Linked DNA regions of Homo sapiens: region 2 is linked to region 1. Evidence: read pairs that join two places in POLR2A ChIA-PET (ENCODE). Cell type or tissue: GM12878. All regions are shown on one strand. Each heading gives the region's core, and the rest is flanking DNA. Links, peaks and the distances in the headings are about the cores only. Region 1 overlaps SMG9 (SMG9 nonsense mediated mRNA decay factor). Region 2 overlaps PHLDB3 (pleckstrin homology like domain family B member 3).

Evidence for each region. Peaks named below come from ENCODE experiments on the same cell type or tissue, not always from the same donor. Only the 100,000 strongest peaks of a DNase experiment are listed, where the experiment ranks them.
Region 2: POLR2A ChIA-PET joins it to region 1 with 5 read pairs; 3 of 35 experiments call an interaction of 5 or more read pairs at or near these places.

The regions. Positions count from the first base shown.
Region 1 is chr19:43,723,022-43,728,392 of GRCh38, reverse strand. It overlaps SMG9 (SMG9 nonsense mediated mRNA decay factor), which reads left to right. Exons shown (of 14, transcript NM_019108.4): 14 at 1-410. Among named protein-coding and RNA genes, the nearest start is that of IRGC, 9.6 kb to the right of the region's middle. In GM12878, for the core only: no CTCF peak of the experiment used is centred there; DNase peaks (open chromatin) are centred at 1,412 and 2,742; H3K27ac peaks cover 1,678 bases.
Region 2 is chr19:43,470,262-43,475,632 of GRCh38, reverse strand. PHLDB3 (pleckstrin homology like domain family B member 3) reads left to right here. Exons shown (of 16, transcript NM_198850.4): 16 at 89-530. The coding sequence ends at 223. Among named protein-coding and RNA genes, the nearest start is that of LYPD3, 7.3 kb to the right of the region's middle. In GM12878, for the core only: no CTCF peak of the experiment used is centred there; no DNase peak of the experiment used is centred there; H3K4me3 peaks cover 242 bases.

The DNA.
Region 1 (5,371 bases), core at 254-5,253:
AAACTTACAATCATGGCGGAAGGTGAACTGGGAGCAGGTACTTCACATGCCCAGAGCAGGAGCAAGAGGGGGCAGGTGGCACACACTTTGAAACCACGAGCTCTTACAACAGATTCACTATTGTGAGGACAGTACCAAGGGGCTGGCGCTGAACCATGAGAAACCACCCCCATGATGCCGTCCCTCCCGCCAGGCCCCACCTCCAACAGTGGTGACTACAAACTACAAGTTGACATGAGATCTGGTGGGGACACAGATCCAAACCATATCAGTGCCTGACCTATGCTGAGCCTCAATAAATGTTAAATGCCACCATCATCCACAGGTGCCAGGTCTGCATTGGGCACATAGCATTTTGCAATCCTCTAACTTTGCAAATAAATGAGCCAATACATACTCTTTCTCCTTAATGCAAGCGATTGGTCTCTATCACCAGTGACTGAGAAGTGCCGACTGTTAGGGAATGGCAGCTAAAAAGCATTATTTCACTACAAAGTCTAGTTCAGTCATGCGCTGGTACCGGGGGTGACCTCTTTTCCCACTCTGGGCCTCTGCTGGAAGACGAAGGGGAAGGGGTGGGCAGTATCTCAAGGGTCCAGGCTCTCCTTCTCTGCCACCAGTACCCCAGAGCATGTCCCTGACCTTCCAGCTACTGTTGACAGCCATCCAGGATCTGGCTGAGCCCACTCTCCTCAGAGAAGGTGCTGGGGTGGCAGCTTTGGGGGTGGCAAACTCCATCTTGGAGCAGAGGAAGGAGAAACGCCCTGCTGCAGGATCTCGCGAGCCAGCTGGGCATGGCCGGTGGTCAAATGCTCTGATGCAATGATAATGAGGATGTAACGGTCCAGCAGCACCTGCTGGAGGTACTTGTCAGCCTAAAAAGTGGGCGTGCCTATGCCTGGCCGGTCTGATGATGACCGTGGGTGCGGGTAGGGTGTAGGGTCCACAGCCATTTCTATCACAGCCATGCAGGCTGAGTTAGGGTCTTTATTTCGTAGCCTCTCATGATATTGACAGGTCAACTTGCCTGAGCCTGTGCCCTTGGTAGTGCCAGCGTGCAGCCTGCATTCTCCCGTGAACAAAGTGTGGCCTGCAACTTGGCAGCAACTGCTGGCAGATTCCCCATCTTGCGGGCCTCCGTCAGAGCCCTGGCTGCCTCTCACGACAGCATCAGTATCTTGAACTGGCTGAGGGCTGGCTGGGCTGTACTTGCCATGGGTTGCCTGACCCCTAGTTCTCCAGCTTCAGAACGTGGTGACCCTTAGCAGAACAGGGGAGGGAGTATTTTCACCCTGAGTTACCCATTCTCCAATCCCTCTGCATGCCTGTCATAAATGTGTTACAATATACTTGCTGCCTTGGCATCCACTTTTAGGCCTGACATACATTGTTTGAAACTCAACGAAACCTCATCACCTTGGCCTAGTAAAACTTCCCCTTCCCCTTGTGGCTTGCAGTTTAGCCCACTTGTTCCTCATCTCACCAATCCAAAATCCAACAACATCCTACAGTGGCTGACCATGGCCCTATGGGATGGTCAACATCAGAGCGATGTAAATAAGTTCCCCCTTCAAGCGTGTTTTCTTTAAAATAGCCAATCCACAACCACCATGGGAAAGCCTAAGGGAATACAGGCATAGGCCCACAGGTTGTTTTTTTTTTTTTTTTGAGACGGAGTCTAGCTCTGTTGCCCAGGCTGGAGTGCAGTGGCGCAATCTCGGCTCACTGCAACCTCTGGCCTCCCGGGTTCAAGTGATTCTCCAGCCTCAGTCTCCCGAGTAGCTGGGATTACAGGTGCCCGCCACCACCCCTGGCTAATTTTTTGTATTTTTAATAGAGATGGGGTTTCACTATATGTTGGCCATGCTGGTCTCGAACTCTTGACCTCAGGTGATCCACCCACCTTGGCCTCCCAAAGTGCTGGGATTACAGGTGTGAGCCACTGCACACAGCTCTCCATGACTGTTTGACACTATCTTTTGATTCCCTAAAAAATGTTTACAAGAATTTCCGCTAGATAATGCTGAACTGGCTGAACTATGGATATAGATGGATCGTATCTGAAAGATGACAATGGTAAAAACTGTGTAAGATATGTAGTTACCACTTCCTTCGAAGTTGCTGAAGCCGCCCCTTACCTGTGGCTACTTTTTTTTTTTTCTTTTGAGATGGAGTCTTGCTCTGTTGCCCAAGCTGGAGTACAGTGGCGCAATCTCAGCTCACTGCAACCTCTGCCCACTGGATTCAAGCAATTTTCCTGCCTCAGCCTCCCGAGTAGCTGGGATTACAGGCACCCACCACCATGCCCAGCTAATTTTTTTGTATTTTTAGTAGAGACAGGGTTTCGTCATGTTGGCCAGTCTTCCTGAACTCCTGACCTCAAGTAATCTGCCTACCTCGGCCTCCCAAAGTGCTGGGATTACAGGTGTGAGCTGCTGCGCCTGGCCCCTGTGGCTACTTTTGCACGAAAAGCTAAACTCACTGCCCTTGCTGGCCTCCTCGTGAAAGGGCAATCTGTTACTCTATACAGATAGTAGATATGCCTTTGGGGTTGCTCCTGATTTTGGACTGCTATGGAAATGAAGGGGTTTACTCACGTCCACTGGAGGTCAAATTAAAAATGGATCCTATGTACGGGACTTACTGGATGCCATCCAGCTGCCAGCTGCCTTGGCTATTATGGAAACTCCCGGACATTCAAGGTTAACCTCTGCGGAAGCTAGAGGAAACAGTCTTGGCTGATAATGCCGCAAAGGATGCTGCTGTTAAAGGTTCGGTTCCTCAAATCTCTCTTGAGGCCCAGCTAAAAGAGCCACCAAAAGGTGATCTAAAAATGATTACCAAAGATGCACAAAATTGGGCACCAGAAACGGAAGAACAAAATTGGAAAGATCACACTGCTAGTTCAATGATTTGAAAAAAAAAAAAAAAAAAAAAAAAAAGCTGTGTTTAAGGCCTGATAACCAGTTCTCTCCAAGTCAATATTCTTAACTACAGTACATAATCTGACCCACTGGGGAACTTACAAATTGTTTTATGAAACAATATTAGGGGGAGTGACATTAAAAGAAGCTGTACTGGCCAAGTGCAGTGGCTCTCGGGCCTGTAATCCCAGCACTCTGGGAGGCCGAAGGGGGCGGATTGCTTGAGTCCAGGAGTTCGAGACCAGCCTGGGCAACATAGGGAAATCGTGTCTCTACTAAAAATATCAAAATAAGTAGTTTCAACTACTGGGGAGGCTGAGGTGGGAGAGTCACCTGAGCCTAGGAGATCAAGGCTGCAGTGAGTGGAGATCGTGCCATTGCACTCCAGTCTGAGTGACAGAATGAGACCCTCTCTCAAAAAAAAAAAAAAAAAAAAAAAAAAAAGCTGCCAAAAAAAAAAAAAAAAGCCTATTTGGCACTTGTGCCACCTGCCGTAAGTTTAACTCAGGAAAATGTGTACATCCCGATCCTGGACATTTTAATCTACCTAATGGGCCCTTCAAGGTTTGGCAAATGGATTTTATCCAACTACCCACTTCCGTGTGTGTGTGTGTGTGTGTGTGTGTGTGTGTGTGTGTATATATATATATATATATATATATGTACTAGTAACAGTTTGCACATTCTCCTATTGGGTAGAGGCTTTCCTGGTAGACAAGCCACTGCTTCAGCTGTGGCCAAAATTCTCCTGGAAAAAAAGTATTCCCACCTAGGGAACTCCCCTTGAAGTACATCGTGATCAGGAGCCCATTTTACTGGCCATATAATAAAACAAGTGAGTTCAGTTTGGCCAATTTCTCAGCATTTCCACTGTCTACAATCCCCAATCTTCTGGCTCAGTGGAACAAACAAGGGGAACTATAAAAACCCAGTTGGATGGCCGGGCACAGTAGCTCACCCCTGTAACCCCAGCACTTTGGAAGGCTGAGGCAGGCAGATCACTTGAGATCAGGAGTTCAAGACCAGCCTGGCCAACATGGTGAAACCCCATCCCTATTAAAAATACAAAAATTAGCCAGGTGTGGTGGTACACGCCTATAATCCCAGCTACTTGGGAGGCTGAGGCAGGAGAATTGCTCAAACCCAGGGGACAGAGGTTGCAGTGAGCTGAGATCAAGCCGCTGCACTCCAGCCTAGGTGATAGAGTGAGACTCCATTTCAAAACAAAAAAACAAAAAACCCAGTTGGCAGAATTTATCTACACCTTCCTTGACCTAAGTTCCTCCTTTGGTATTATTAAATCTAAGGGCCACTCTCTTTGGGGCTCATAAACTTTCACCTTTGGAAATAGTCACAGGCCATCCTATGCACTTGGCCTCCTCTGCTTTTGACCCTTAATTGATAAAAGGAGACATATCCATCTGGGTGCAGTGGCTCACACTCGTAAAATCCTAACACTTTGGGAGGCTGAAGCAAGGGGATCGCTTGAGTCCAGGAGCTCGAGACCAGCTTGGGTAACATGGCAAAACCCTGTCTCTACAAAAACACAAAAATTAGCTGGGTGTAGTTGTGTGTGCACCTGTAGTCCCAGCTACTCGGGATGCTGAGACGGGACGATCACTTCAACCGGGAGGCAGAGGTTGCAATGAGCCAAGATCCCGCTACCGTACTCCAGCCTGGGCACCAGAGGGAGACACTGTCTCAAAACAAAAACAAAAAAACAAAAAAAAACAAAACAGACATACTTCAATATTAATAAAGCCTTACTAAGGTAAAGGCATTAATAAAGCAATGGATAGAAATCATATTTTGATAGAACAATCTTTCCACAGCACAATCATAGGAGACAAAGACCTACAACACCATGATCTGCAGCCTGGCGACTTTGTCTATTGGAAAAGACACGTACGCAAGAATTCTATCCAGCCTTACCAGAAAGAGCCACATTAAGTCCTTCTCACCAATCCCTGTGCTGCCAAACTAAAGGGCATTGACTTCTGTATCCACATCTTTCATATTTATTTATTTATTTATTTTTGAGATGGGGTTTTGCCCAGGCTGGAGTGCAGTGGCATGATCTCGGCTCACTGCCACTTATGCCCACTGGGTTCAAGCGATTCTCCTGCCTCAGCCTCCCAAGTAGCTGGGATTACAGGTGCCTGCCACCACGCCCAGCTAATTTTTGTGTTTTTAGTGGAGATGGAGATGGGGTTTCACCATGTTGGCCGGGCTGGTCTTGAACTCCTGACCTCAAGTAATCCGCCCACCTCGGCCTCCCAAAATGCTGGGATTACGGGCGTGAGCCACTGCGCCCAGCCTATTTTTTCTTTTTTTGAGATAGGATCTCATTCTGTCACCCAGGCTGGAGTGCAGTGGCACGATCATGGCCCATTACAGCCTTGACCTCTGAGGCCCAAGTGATCCTCCCACCTCAGCCTCCTGAGTAG
Region 2 (5,371 bases), core at 224-5,223, 250 kb after region 1:
ACAGACTATAAGTAGCAAGGCTGGGTTCGCACCCAGACTGTGGCCGGTGTCTTTTGTCTGAATTACCCTCACTTTCTGCTTATTCCAGAGCCCCAACCCCCGCCTGACCTTCTGCGTCAAAACCTACGAACGCCTTTTCTACATGGTGGCTCCGAGCCCCGAAGCCATGCGCATTTGGATGGACGTCATCGTGACCGCCGCTGACGAAAACCACGCCCCCTGAGTGGCCCCGCCCTCTTGGGGGGAAGTCCCTTCGAGGCTCCGCCGGCGCGGGGCGCGGGGGCGTTCCTAGGCCCCGCCCACTGCCGGAAAACTTGGACGCACCGCTTTGGAACTCTCCCGGGAATTCCGCAGGCGCGGCAGTTCAGCTGGCCTGAGCTGCTGCGTTCTGGGTTGCAGGTGCCTTGCCCCCGACGGGATCGCCGGCCCCTAAGGCCCTGCCCGGGGCAGGAGGAAGATTGCAGGGGCGGGAAGAAACTATTTATTGGTGCTCCTGTGATACCGAATTAAATACGGAGGAAAAACAGGAATTGCTGCTGTGGTTTCCAGCCCAGGCATCCGGGGCCCCTTGACCCCTAGGCAGGACATCTGAGTTATCGGTACCTCTGGGAGCCACGCGTCCCACAGCCGGCTCTCTAGGAATGGAGGCCTTCAACTCTTAAGGTCATAGCTGGGAGAAGAGGGTGAGAGGCATGTCCCCCTTAGTGTTTGGCAGTTTTGCTTTTTTAGTTTGTAGGCCCTTCTGTTTCCACCCTTTCTGGCCTGACCGGCTGCTGGAAATTTCTAGGAACTCCTAGGCTTCCCCCCTTTAGGCCTTTGCCTACGTTGTTCCCTCTGCCCTTTTCTTCCCTTTTTTTCTTTTATCTATTTATTTTTATAGAGATGGGGTCTCACTGTGTTGCCCAGGCTGGTCTCCAACTCCTGGACTTAAGCGATCCACTCACCTTAGCCTCCCAAGGTGCTGAGATTACAGGTGTGAGCCACCACGCCTGGCCCCCCTCCTTCCCTTAATCAGCTGCACCTCATTCTTCCAGCCTTAGTTCAGTTGGCACCTCCTTCAGGAAGCCCTCACTGACTTTCCTGGCTGGGTCAGGCACCCCCTTTTGAGCTCTGTCATCCCATCCCTGAGGACCCTGGGTCATCATGGGCGATGGATCTGTGTCCTTTATGCACTGGGAGCTCCATGAGGCAGAGCCAGCATTGTCCTGGTCACTGCTGTTCCCAGCACCATAGAGCATGTCTCATTCCATGAAAGTGGAAAAAAACAAAAAATAAAACTCGCTTCCCTTTCACCTCTGGGCCTTTGTACGTTCTGTTCCCTTTGCTTAGGCACCTCTCCCCATTCCACAAAAGCCCTGCTCATCATTTAGCTTTTAGTTCCTATATTAAGTCTCTTTCTCCAGGAAGCCCTCCCTGATTGTCCTGGCAGGTCAGATGCTTCCTCTGGGCTTTTCTTTTTTTTTGAGACTGAGTCTCAGTCTGTCGCCCAGGCTGGAGTGCAGTGGTGCAATCTCGGCTCACTGCAACCTCCACCTCTCAGGTTCAAACGATTCTTCTGCCTCAGCCTCCCGAGTAGCTGGGATTACAGGCACCCACCACCACACCACGCCTGGCTTTCTTTTTTTTGTATTTTTAGTAGAGATGGGGTTTCACCATGTAGTCCAGGCTAGCCTCCAACTCCCAGGCTCAAGCGACCTGCCTGTCTCGGCCTCCCAAAGTGTTGGAATTACAGGCGTGAGCCACTGCTCCTGGCCCTGGGCTTTTCATTATAGCCCTGACAGCTCCACCTGTGCCTCCCCATTCCCAGCCCTGATCATTCTATCCTGTGCATCTCTCATCATGGCCTTCACTACCTGGGATCATCACTGCTGTTGAGTCTGTCTCCCGCTCTGGCCTGGGAGTGAGTGCTGTCTTGGTCACCACTGAACCCTTGGTACAGCAGAGGGCCTGGTGCATACTGCGTACGGAGGGAACATCTGGTGGTTGAATAAACTGATGGGAAAGTGATGCTAAGGGCTGGGGACTGTCATGAACAAGGCAGGCAGAGCTCTTTGGCTGACTTCATCCTTCAGGTCTCATCTACGGCGCCCGTTCCTTCAAGAAGCTCTCCCTGACCCCTAGGCTGGGTCAGGTGCCTGTTCTGGGCCTCTACAGTCCTCCAGGGTCCCCCACTTGAGCACTCTAGGCTGTCATTCTGGAGACAGCTCTTTCCTGCCTCAAAAAGTTCCCTTGAGGACCCAGATATAGTGCTCTGAGTCCCGGGAGTGCAGACACCCAAATTCCTAGGTCCTCTGGGACTGTAGGTGTCCCTTGGCCTCTACCTTCAGGTATGTGACATCTGGATTCTTGGATCAGTTCATCCCCCAGCCCCTCTGCAAACTGGGTCCCTTACTGAATCCCGCTTCATGGGCATCTGACCAATGTAGACGACAGCTCCCCGTGTTCAGAAGAGCCCTGCTCTTGGGTTTAATGCTCTGTGGTCACTGTGTAGAAATTCGTAAATGTATCTTTGAATTTCTGTTTTGTAAGCTAAGACTAATGAGATAATGAAAGCATGATGAGGCAGCCTCACCTCTCTGGGACAAGTTTCCACTCCTGTCCCCACCTCTTTTTTTTCTTGAGACGGAGTCTTACTCTGTCACCTAGGCTGGAGTGCAGTGGCGCGATCTCGGCTCACTGCAACCTCTGCCTCCCAGGTTCAAGCGATTCTCCTGCCTCAGCCTCCTGAGTAGCTGGGATTTTAGGCGCTGGCCACCACACCCGGCTAATTTTTGAATTTTTAGTAGAGACAGGGTTTCACCATGTTGGCCAGGCTGGTCTGGAACTCCTGACCTCAAGTGGTCCGCCTGCCTGGGCCTCCCAAAATGCTGGGAATACAGGTTTGAGCCACCGTGCCTGGCCTGTTCCCTTCTTAACTCTGCCCCGTGATCACTGGCACTCTCCACTCCTGCTGCAGGCACGCCACAAGAAGATCAGGGTTGGGTACCTGTGCCTCATGGTATCTTGGGGTGGAACATGGCGGTGGGCATCTGGTGGGATGGGGAACCCAGCCAGGCTGCCCACGTTGTGGGGCAGGGTCCCTAGCCACCTTTGAAGATCTGTGCTGGTCCCACAAGTATCTCTGTGCCCAAGGGAACATAACATTAAACACCATGAGGGGTCAAGAGAAAGGCTGAGGGCCAGGTGCAGTGCCTCATGCCCGTAATCCTAGCATTTTGGGAGGCTGAGACAGGAAGATCACTTGAGCCCAGGAGTTTGAGACCAGCCTGGGCAACATAACAAGACCCTTTTTCTACAAAAAAAAATTTAAAAATTAGCTGGACATGGTGGCACACACCTGTAGTGGCAGCTACTTGGGAGGCTGAGGTGGGAGGATTGCTTGAGTCCGGGAGATAGAGAGGCTGCAGTGAGCTGTGAGCTGCATGCCAGCCTGGGTGGCAGAGTGAGACTGTCTCAAAAAAAAAAAAAAAAAAAAGATTGAGGCAGAAGAAAGGAAAAAAAAGTGTTTCTATTTTAGTACCTTTAACAGCACTCTTTCCTGTTTTTTTTTTTTTTTTTTTTTTTTTTTGGTGAGAATGGAGTTTTGCTCTTGTTGCCCAGGCTGGAGTGCAATGGTGCGATCTCAGCTCACTGCACCCTCCGCCTCCTGGGTTCAAGCGATTCTCCTGTCTCAGCCTCTGGAGTAGCTAGGATTACAGGCACACGCCACCACACCTGGCTAATTTTTTGTATTTTTAGTAGAAATGGGGTTTCACCATGTTGGTCAGTCTGGTCTCGAACTCCTAATTTCTGGTGATCCTCCCACCTCGGCCTCCCAAAGTGCTGGGATTACAGGCGTGAGCCACCGTGCCCGGCCTCTTTTCCTGCGTTTTGAACCAGGTCTCTAAATTTCATTTTGCACTGGGGCCCGAAAATTATACAGTCAGCCCCATCCCTGACTCCACTCCTTCCCTAACTTGTCACAAACAGTGTGTCCCAGAGGGAGTGGGCCTGAGTCAGGCTGGGAACCTCACTGGCGTCAGAGCCTGGTCTGCCACAGGGAGACGAGAAATCCAGAGTGAATATGGTCCTGGGCTTGTCTGAGGCCTGGGAGTGATCTGTATTGCTGGCAGCTGCCTCCGCACTGACCCCTGAGCCAGATTCTAGATTCTCTGCCATAAAATCTGCAAAGGACCCAGAAGAGCCAGCCACCTACCACGCAGCAGGCTTAAGTGGTGCCCTGCATTCAAACCTCCTTCTGTTCTCTGGTCATGGGCCAGGCGGGGGTCAGCGCCTAGAATCTGGGCAGGCCTGAGCAAGAGGTACCTCTCCACCCTGGGTCCCACTCCCTCCCGAGATGCTAGTTCTTCTGGTCTGGCCAGTTGGGGTTCCTCCCTGAAACTCTCCCACACAGCTGGGACCTGCAGGGCCTCCTGCTTCAGAGCAGCACACAATAATAATGCTAGTCTCACCCTGCCTGTCACTCACTGGGTCCCCGCTCTATCCTTCAGGAGGTAGGGGTTTTCAGGGGAAGTTCAGAGAGGGAGATGGAGTTGCTTGAGGTTACACAGCAAGAGGGTGGCAGAGATAGGATTAAAATGTGTCTGTCCACTTCCAGACTTGATATTTTGCCCACTGCCTTACCCTACCAATGAAAGATAGTCCTTCTTTTATTATAAAAAAGACACTTTGGGCCCGGCATGGTGGCTCACGCCTGTAATCCCAGCACTTTGAGAGGCCGAGGCAGGCAGATCACCTGAGGTTGGGAGTTTGAGACCAGCCTGACCAACATGGCGAAACTCCATCTCTACTAAAAATACAAAAAATTTGCTGAGTGTGGTGGTGGATGCCTGTAATCCCAGCTACTCGGGAGGCTGAGGTAGAAGAATCGCTTGAACCTGGGAGACAGAGGTTGCAGTGAGCTGAGATTGCGCCATTTGCACTCCAGCCTGGGAAACGAGTGAAACTCCGTCTCAAAAAAAAAAAAAAAAAAAAAGACACCTTGGAGGCTCAGAGAGATGAAAGCATTTATGCAGCATCACACAGCAAAGCAAGAATCAGGGCTGAGATTCCAAGGCTGGGAGGCGGGCGGAGGGAGGGGGAAGGGGACAGTGCTGAATGAATGACTTCACAAGAAGTCATTCACTTTCTCTCTCTCAGCTTCAGCATGATGCCAAGTGACCTCACCCAGGTGACTGAAGTGCTCGTCATTGTTGGGAACGGGGGTGCCTCACAGGGTCTGGAGAACAGATAATATCTTTATAAACACGACCGCTGCTTGTCTCGTCATCAGACAGTGAGCCAGCCCCCTGCAGCCGGGTCTGACATCTGACTCTGCCGCTTCCCTTGCTGTGTGAACTTGAACAGATACCTTCCTCTCTCTGGGTCTCAG